Linked DNA regions of Homo sapiens: region 1 is linked to region 2. Evidence: read pairs that join two places in POLR2A ChIA-PET (ENCODE). Cell type or tissue: CD4-positive, alpha-beta T cell. All regions are shown on one strand. Each heading gives the region's core, and the rest is flanking DNA. Links, peaks and the distances in the headings are about the cores only.

Region 1 (4,395 bases), core at 329-4,328, 81 kb after region 2:
TCATATTGCATACACTTCCTTTAAAGACCACTGATAAATGTAGGTAATTGCCTACTGGGAGGCACCCTTTTCCCTCAGTATGCCCTATGTAATTTTTTAATATTTTTATCCTTACGAGGCTAGAGATTTTCTGACAACAGTATGTTAGTTTCATTTGGTCCGTGAATGGAGATGGCAGCAAATATTCTCAGACCCTCCCAGATCTGGCTAAGACATCCCCTTATTTAGGAACGACCCTCCCCTGGCATACCCTACTCTCCATCGCCTGTTGGCAATAAACGTGCCTTGTGGATATTCCTTAAAAGCCTTCCTGCCATCCCTCTAGCAGTCACTGTAAAGTTCAAATCTCAAAGATGCTTAGGAGCCAAGATTCTCTCTGCTCGTGCCCAGCAGCCCCTGCTGTGAGCTCACTGCCTTCCCCAGCACGACCTCCTAGGCTGCTGCCTTCCTTTCTGTTGGAGTCTGGAGTCAGGCTAACTCCTAAAAATCTGCAGAGAGGTCTCTGGAGGGAGGACCCAAGCCTGTTACTACCTAAGCCAGAATTTTACACCTAGTTTCCTTGAATAGAGAAGTCCAACCCCAGAGGTGTGCACACACACCCGCCCTGCAAATCAGTGACGGGGAGAAAGCCTGACTTTTCTTGGGTTTTGCTAGTGGGGGAAATTGCTCATTTGGAAGGGCACCAGCAAGCTTAAAACAAAACTTAGCTAGGAACTCAGCAGTCGACTGTGTTTAACTTTGAGTTTTTATGTTTTTCTTACACAGTAACCCTTCCCTTATTAAAAACATGCAGAGCAGCCACGCCTACTGCACACCTCTCAATGCAGCTTTACAGGTAAGATTAACGGCCGTCCCGAATATGCAGCAGAGGCACAGGTCTCCCCTACTCATTTCAAAATATATTAGCCTTGCTCTAATTAGATATTAAATTTTAATTCCGTTAAACTTTTTTCTTAAGTGCACAAAGCATCATACTCCCTGGAGGCAAACACATCGGGCTGCTTCAGCGTTAGCGGGATGCTTAGCATTTTGAATATTGTGGCAAAAAAATTAAAAGTTCACTTATTAATATTTATCAGCAGTATCATAATTTCCATCCTCTTATTTCAGAATTTCACTTGAGGCAAAAATACCACAAGTGTAATTACTCTAGCACAGCTATTAATGTGCTGGATGATAGGCCACTGCGTCACATGACCTTCTATTGTTCATGGGTTTAAAGAGAAAGCAGGGCTTTGTATTTCTTTTTCTTCTTTTAAAGTCGACTGTAGCATCTTGGCTTTTGTCTGGGGTGGGGAGGATCTGGGGTCTGGTTCACTTTGTAAAAGTAAACCATGTCTGTTTAAACAATAGAGGTGTTTAAGAAGACTCTTTAGTTTTCCTGCAGATTGTTCAAGATTACATGATAATCACACGGAGTATTTATTTCCTACTGACAAACCAAGTACTTGTTACATCACCAATGGTACCAGGAGATGAAGACGCGGGTTTTGAGCAGGAGCGAGATTACCACCCAAAAAGGAGCTACCTGAGGCAGCCCAGCTTCTAGCAAACTTTTTACATGTTGCACATTTCAGTTCTTAAATGAAGGCTACTCCAGTGTCATTTCATTAAAGTACCTGGGTGTAGTACTCAAGTCCCCCCTCAAGAGTTCATAAGTAAGCAGTATCCTTTTGGCCAGTGGTCCTGTTTTTGCCCCTACCCAGACTGTTCGAGAAGCATATTCTATAGATAAATCTGACATTTGTCATCCAATACCATTGCAGTCCTCTGCAGCATACATTCTCAATGGGGGCTGTATCACCCCTAGATTGGTTCTGAGATACTGCAATGTCTTGTGTCCTTCCAAAGGACCATAATACTTGAGCAAATATGAACATTTCTTGGGGTGAGGGCAGAAAGAGAGAAACAAAAGTCTAAAAAGGGACAATAATGAAAAAACAGTTGAGACCTTTAGTATGATGGGAACAGGATGAGGAAGGAGGAGATACTGACAGGAGCCCTGGGTCTTGCTCTGCATTAAACAGATATTTATGGACATTAAACAGATATTTATGGAGCACGACTCTGTACCCTACAGGCCCAGAATAGTCTTAAGGCTCCTGGGAATTGATGATAGGCCATTTACCCAGTTTCAGTTTAGAGGCAGATTCACTGGCCTTAGCATTTCAGTAATTATATTTATTTATTTTTAGCCTGAACCAGATTTAATAGGAGAAACTACTTTCTGCGTTTCTTTTAATTACTTGTAGTTTACACAGTAACTTTAGAAGAGTAAATGAAAGCATGCTTCGATGCTGCCACTGTAAATACCATTCATTAGTAACTTATTTTCCCTGGAGTCTTGTGAAGTGTGAATTTAAAGCCTGCTCTATCTGGAATATGGAATAGTATTAAGATTACAAGCACATTTTATATTCATGAGCCGGAAAGGCAAAAAAAAAAAAAAAGTGATCCTCCATCCTCTGAATTCTCTTAACTATGTGACTAATTTCAATTAGTATGCTTTGTCATTACAGAACTGTTCAGGTTTCATCTCTGAACATTTGCTTTTGGCATCTTCTTCAGTAGCCCAAAACTGTCCTGCCGTTTTCCAAGAACACTTTCCGTCCATAATGAGGCAAGGGGAATAAATTGATACAAATTCATGATTTGAGAAGTGGATTGTTTCCCTCTCTTCTACGAGTTTGGATCCCTGATCAGTAGACAGACACATAAGACAACTTTCTACTGTGCAAATTAAATAAGGATTCTGCCAGCAGGCCTTCCTTTCCATTACCGCCTATTTCCATTTTTCAAGACAAGTAAAAATAATAGTGGAACAATATCTTCAAAAAAATTACTAGAGCAACATAATGCATGATATACAATATATAAAATAGGACAGCAGAATCCACTACAGAAATAAAACATGGGACTTGGGACAGATTGCATTATGCTCTGAAAAGTGAAGTAACTAAGGGTAACCGTAAAGCTTCGTATTTATAGACTGCCTTTCCCCTGAGGATCTCAGAGTGGTTAATGTTCCAGGAGCGAGGGTGCTTATGGACTTCTGCACCATTACTTAAGCAACTTCATTTTTTGGCAGAGGTGCCAGCTTGATATGAAACCACATGCTGTGCAAGGACCATTTATATAATTAACTCCATTTTTGTAACACACCTGCTTCTAAGTGGACATCAACTACCAAAAAAAAAAAAAAAAAAACACTTTGTTAGGCAGAAGCAGTTAGTGAAAATTTATCTAACCTTGGGTGGGTTGCTCTGATCACTTGCTTAACAGAGAGCGTGTTCAAGAAGCTCTCTTGCGGATCAGGCACTGGGATCTCTCTGCAGCCCATTTGATCATTTTTTCAAGGGACAAGGCTGGTTTTCATCACTTACATCGTTCTTGCCTGAGAACCCAGGGATCAGTATAAGTGCTTGCCTTTGTATGCGTTTCACTACTGTGGCTGTTGGGTCTCAGCCCATGTTCTATGATCCAATCCCAATCAGCAATGGCCTTGACCTAGAATACTTTGAGAGCCAAAGAGAATAAATACTCATCCCAAGAAAGTTGCCTTCTCTAGAGGATGACAAACTCATCCCAATGAACACGTTCATATCAGCATTTCAATTTTGTCTTCACAGTTTTTGACCAGGGAAGCTGCTAAAATAATTAAGCTAGCAGCAGCCCCACTTTTGCCACATTCTGACCTTGGAATAGTGAAATTGTCTTATGAGAGCTTATCTTATGGTATTTCCAGTGGAAAGACACTCAGCAGAATTTCTGTGACTGAGACAACAGTGGTCACACCTCTCTCAGATAAAAGCAGTTAAGATGCTTGTCCAACTGCAGTTTGCAAAAAAAAAAAAAAAAAACAAAAAAAAACAAAAAAAAAAAACAAATAATAGTAGTTCTGGCAACTGCTCTGCCAAAAAAAAAACAAAAAGAAAGAAAGAAAAAAAGCTTTATCGCAATTATAAAAGAGCTGTTGGAAAAAGTACTTGATGCAAATTATTTGACACACTGTAGGAGAGTGTGGAATGTTCACATTTGCTGTTCATCAAAATGAGTTCACCACATTTGGAAATAAACACAGGATTTTCCCCCTACTTTTTAAAAGAAGGCAGTTATACACATTTACAAGTAGAAGGAAGGAAAAGCTGTGGGCTTACATAGGGCCGAGCTTTGAAACAGTCCATTATCCAATGCTGTGTTTGGTGAGTGTGCACAGGACTTCTAACACAGGGCTTGTACCTAGAAAGCCCTGGCTTTGCGGTTTGTACAGTGAGTGAGGCTGCGATTGTCATACTAGCCAGACAGATTTCTGCAGCCCAGCTTTGCACTCTTTTGGCTTTTACTTTCTTTCTAGAGCCAGGATTTCTAGAATAGTTCGGACTCTTGTATGACTGG
Region 2 (4,395 bases), core at 263-4,262:
CTTTCAAACCACAGATCCCAGAGGACTATCTAGTGGCTATTAAACTGTCATTCATCTTTTAAATGATTGCACAACTGAGCTGACTCTATCGGTTCTCAGCTTTCAGACTGAGAATTATTGTCCTGTTTTCACTCAGATTTTTCTGGGTTCCATTTGCTTGCTGCCACATATTTTATAACACCACTGCACGTGTACCTGTGTGAGGAGCAGGAGAGGCATCGTTGACAGAGTCTTCAGGTTACTTTTTGCAACCTGGTAACAACTGAGGGCCAGGATGGAGCTGGGAGAAGTGAAGTGCTTTCAGGAAAATTTTACTTGGATGCACACTTAATTTTTTTTTTTTTTCCCCAGCTCACAGAGCTTGGGTGTGTGGTGATGGCCTTTTCCATTGGAAGAATAACCCCTTGTGAGGTTGGATAAACAAACAAAAATGTTAGAACAAGATTAAACATCCACATCTTTTGTTTAACTTCTTCCTGCAAGTTGTACATAATGTAATTGCTAAAGGCATGTGCCAGAGAGCATGAGTTGAAGTTAGAGAAGACTCCAGCTTGGGTTGTGTTTTCTTGGGCAGGGTGGAGAAAAGTATATCATAATAGCTTCTATATGCACCACGCTTGGTAGTGTCCATAACTTATCACATTATGCCACACCATGAAGGTTGACAGCATTCGTCCCATAAATGATAAGGCCTTTCTTTCCAGGGAGTTACCAGTTCACCTTCTATTCAGTTCTGCGTGGGTGAGACTCAGTTGTGGGAGTATCCGTGTGCATGTGTGCGTTATTATGACATCTTTCTACCCATTCCAGAGTTATCCAATTTAACTTGCCTCCTCATATTTTTACAGTGGACTGAAAATTCTTTTTGTTTAAGTGTTCTCCTTGGGATGACACAATTTATAATTCTATATACAGCACCTCATCCACTTTAACAGCTTCTTCACCAGCCCTAAGCAGGTGGCCACTTTTGTTCTTTTGCAGGGAGTCTTACCAGGTGACTCGACGTCCCTGTCCCTCACCTAAGTGAGGATGCTGGGCTGTGCTAATTTTACACCCTGGGAGTGACCCAGACATTCTCCCTTTGCTGCCTCCTCCCTTGACACAAATTGGGGACGTTTTCCATGTCCTGCCAAGTTTTCACCCTGGAGTCCTGTTGAGCAGCCGGATGTAAACCCCTGCAGAGTAGGGGCAGTTTTGGGGTGAAGGGGAGGAGGTGTTTTAATGAAAATGCTGACACAACCTTAAGTACAGTGGCGCTCTACCGGGTGCTGCTATAATAAAAAAGGGAACAGATTAAAAAGTGTCTAAAATGTAAATCTAAAGGACTAACAGTAATTAAAATGGAAATGGCACAGGGAGGGAAGGCATGTAATTGTGAGATATCACTGTGCAGAAGGCTCTCAGCTTTGTTTTGCTGGCTGTTTTTCTAATTCAGCAGGGCTTACTCATCAGTGGCAGTTCAATGCGCGTTAATGACTCTGGGATTGCAGGCATCACTCTGGACAAAGAAATGATTATTGTGCGGTCAAAAGAAGTTCAAAGACAAGAAGGGAATTTCAGTTTTTTCCTTAGAGATCCACATTCAAGAGCATATAAATTAAGCCAAATGTTAAAAACCACAGTCTGAAAGCTGACTTCAAAGTCACAACTCTCTAATTAATGAACTGCGAGCTTCAGTTTGGACAAGTTGTGGTTTGATGCGCCCATAAATCAACATGACAGGCCTGTTTCACAGTCTCAGACAGTGCTTGTCATTGAGTCACATCAGATGTAAACACAGCAGAAAAAAGAAGGGGTATGAAGGAGGTGCAATTGATCAACAGAATTGGTAAAAACCCACTTTTGAAGCACATTATGCATGATCACAGGAAATGGTTACAGCCTCAAGAGGTTTCCCCTTCTGCTGTTGCTTTTTTGAATCAGATTGCTAACAGCCTTCAAAAGGGAGAATAAGAATTATGGAGTTTCTCCCCTGTGGCTTGCAGGCAATAACCCCCTGTTGTTATTTTGTGCTTCTTTCTTTTCAAAGGCATCAAAATTTAGTTTTTTAAAGATCTTTAACTCTATATTTGAAGACAAACAAAAAAGGGCTGCCACTGTCATTCTTATCAGTTACCAGGGATTGCGTTTTTCCTTTCTGTTGCCACTTCTTATTAACCTCTTATTTGGTCTGTGAGACATAGTTTGGAATGCACGTCTGCATGCTGGGAGAACATGAAAGTTCAGATGAGCTCAGAGGGCACATAAAGAAATGGGAAGGGGAAAGTTACACAGCAGAAAGAAGGATAAAAGTTACCTCTCCCAAATTGCTGTTGTCAGAAAGGAAAGCATCTCAGAGCACAAAGATGATAGTGGTCCCTGAGTTTGGGAAGGGAGTGGCAGGGGGTGGGGAGTGTAGGGGAGAAGGAGAACACTTTGTGTCTAAACAAGGAGAAAGCAAGACATTGTAGGAACATTCTTGCATCTCCAGGTCGCTAGGTTTGCTGTGGTCCATGCTTTGTCATCCACTTCCCAGGCAAAGGTGACCCAGGAGATAGGTTGCTTTGAATATCCTTTGAGGTAGGCAGACCAGTGGATGGGTCTCCTTGGATTCATGGTGCCAGTGGATTTGTCTGAGACCCAGGGTAACAATGCTTAGGAGATCTGTAGTTTCCTGAGGTAGGGACCAGTCTCCTGGAATTATCATGCAGGTGGTGGTCCTTTTGTGCTAAAATGAGATGGAGTCACACGGTAGCATTTTCATGATGTGGACTGGTGGTTATGATTTTAACAAGGTTTGAACTTGGTTGTTGACAGATGGAACAAGTATGTTAATTTACTGAGTCCCCAGTCATTAGCGGCTCATAATTTTATATTGTCAGGCTCCCCCCACCCCCTTTTTTTCCTGTTTTGATTACCTCTGCAATAAGACACCTGATCTTTGGCCAGAACGATGTACCTTTGCTCTTTTTTTTTTCCTTCCCTCCTAAAGTTGCCTTGAGATGTTTCCTTGGGAAAGTTTGGCTCCATATTGGGTTGGACCAAGACAGGACCTTCCTTAAGAAGATACGTGCTCTTAGGTAGGGGAGGAAGAGAGGATGTAGGCCCAATACAGCTATTGAAGTGACTGCTCATGAATATTGGACAGAAGTGGTGAGGAAAATAGACAGCAGAATTCATTTTAAATCGAGCTACAAAAAAAGATTCCATCCTGTGCGGGTGAGGTAGGCTAAGTTGATTGTTTTAAAAGGGCCGTTTGTCCCGGGCAGTTATGACAGTTTATGTTAGGCAGTAGGGAGTAGCCGAAGAAAGGAAAACAGACCTTTGACTGCAGCTCTAGGGAGGGGATCCGAAACTCGAGGTTTATCAGGGCATTTTAGCATTTTAACACTGACTACTGACCTGCCGAGGGGACTGCACGGAGACCTTTTTTGTATGCATTCAATTGTGAGAAGTAAACAAATGGACCCGTATCCTGTGTTTGGTAACTGGGTGGGGAGCGCAGTTTGGCAACCGGTGTTGCTTTTAAATTCTTTCTTTGGACAATGGGCCTTGTATACTTTTATATCCTGGCTTTTCAAACGTAGACAGCTTTCATGAGCTTTTTCCTAGGGATGGCCACAGAGACAACAGAAAAGGCATCAGTCATTTTACATAAATACAAAATTTTTAAACATTTCATTTACAGTAAGGCAGGAAACACCCTCCCCCACCTCCAGCTGTACCCCCCCCATTATAGTCTGCTTTCAGAAAAGCTAATTCCCTGATCTTTTATTGTGTCAATGTTGTTTTTTTCTCTTCCCTTTTTTTTGTAATGTTGTGAGTTAATATCTGTTGAAGAAGTGAAAAAATCGTTTTGACATGAATATAACTATCACTGGGTTTTACATTAATGTGATAACTTGGGAAGGGGTGAAAACAATTGGATCATTTTATGCATGCTGTTCTTAAAATGAAAACACTGGCTTTTCATTTAAATTTATTTAAATTTTTGTTGTTAGTGGTATAGAATTTGTTTTTTGGAGTGAAACTCAATTAACTTTCTCAGTGGCATGGTAGTAAGTCTGAAATTGGTTGCTAATATGAGAATGATGGTTTTTACTGTAAAATAAACTACATGAAGACCGAAAGGAAACCACCATTTTTCTCTTTCTTTGAACTTTGCATCAGAAGGTCTTGATATACATACCATTTTATGGATGTATCAGATCAAGGTCATGTGTTAGGTTAAGTGAATGCAGTTGTTTGTAAAGTATAGTTATTAGCCAGAACATGTAAGCTCTGAAAGGGCTTGGATAGTCCTTTTAGTTGTAAAAGTCTCTCTGATCTTTTGAATCATACTCAGAATTAGGAACACTGATCTTGTTCTTTTCTTGAAGAAACTTTTCTTTTTTTTTTGCTACAGTTTGGGAAGGG

What was found. Peaks named below come from ENCODE experiments on the same cell type or tissue, not always from the same donor. Only the 100,000 strongest peaks of a DNase experiment are listed, where the experiment ranks them.
Region 1: POLR2A ChIA-PET joins it to region 2 with 6 read pairs; 5 of 35 experiments call an interaction of 5 or more read pairs at or near these places.

What each region holds. Positions count from the first base shown.
Region 1 is chr3:70,967,176-70,971,570 of GRCh38, reverse strand. It overlaps FOXP1 (forkhead box P1), which reads left to right. Exons shown (of 21, transcript NM_001349338.3): 19 at 766-835. Among named protein-coding and RNA genes, the nearest start is that of FOXP1-AS1, 320 kb to the left of the region's middle. In CD4-positive, alpha-beta T cell, for the core only: no CTCF peak of the experiment used is centred there; no DNase peak of the experiment used is centred there.
Region 2 is chr3:71,048,121-71,052,515 of GRCh38, reverse strand. All of the region lies in intron 9 of FOXP1 (forkhead box P1), which reads left to right. Among named protein-coding and RNA genes, the nearest start is that of FOXP1-AS1, 240 kb to the left of the region's middle. RefSeq lists enhancers at 1,075-1,638, 816-2,510. In CD4-positive, alpha-beta T cell, for the core only: no CTCF peak of the experiment used is centred there; a DNase peak (open chromatin) is centred at 1,795; H3K27ac peaks cover 1,465 bases.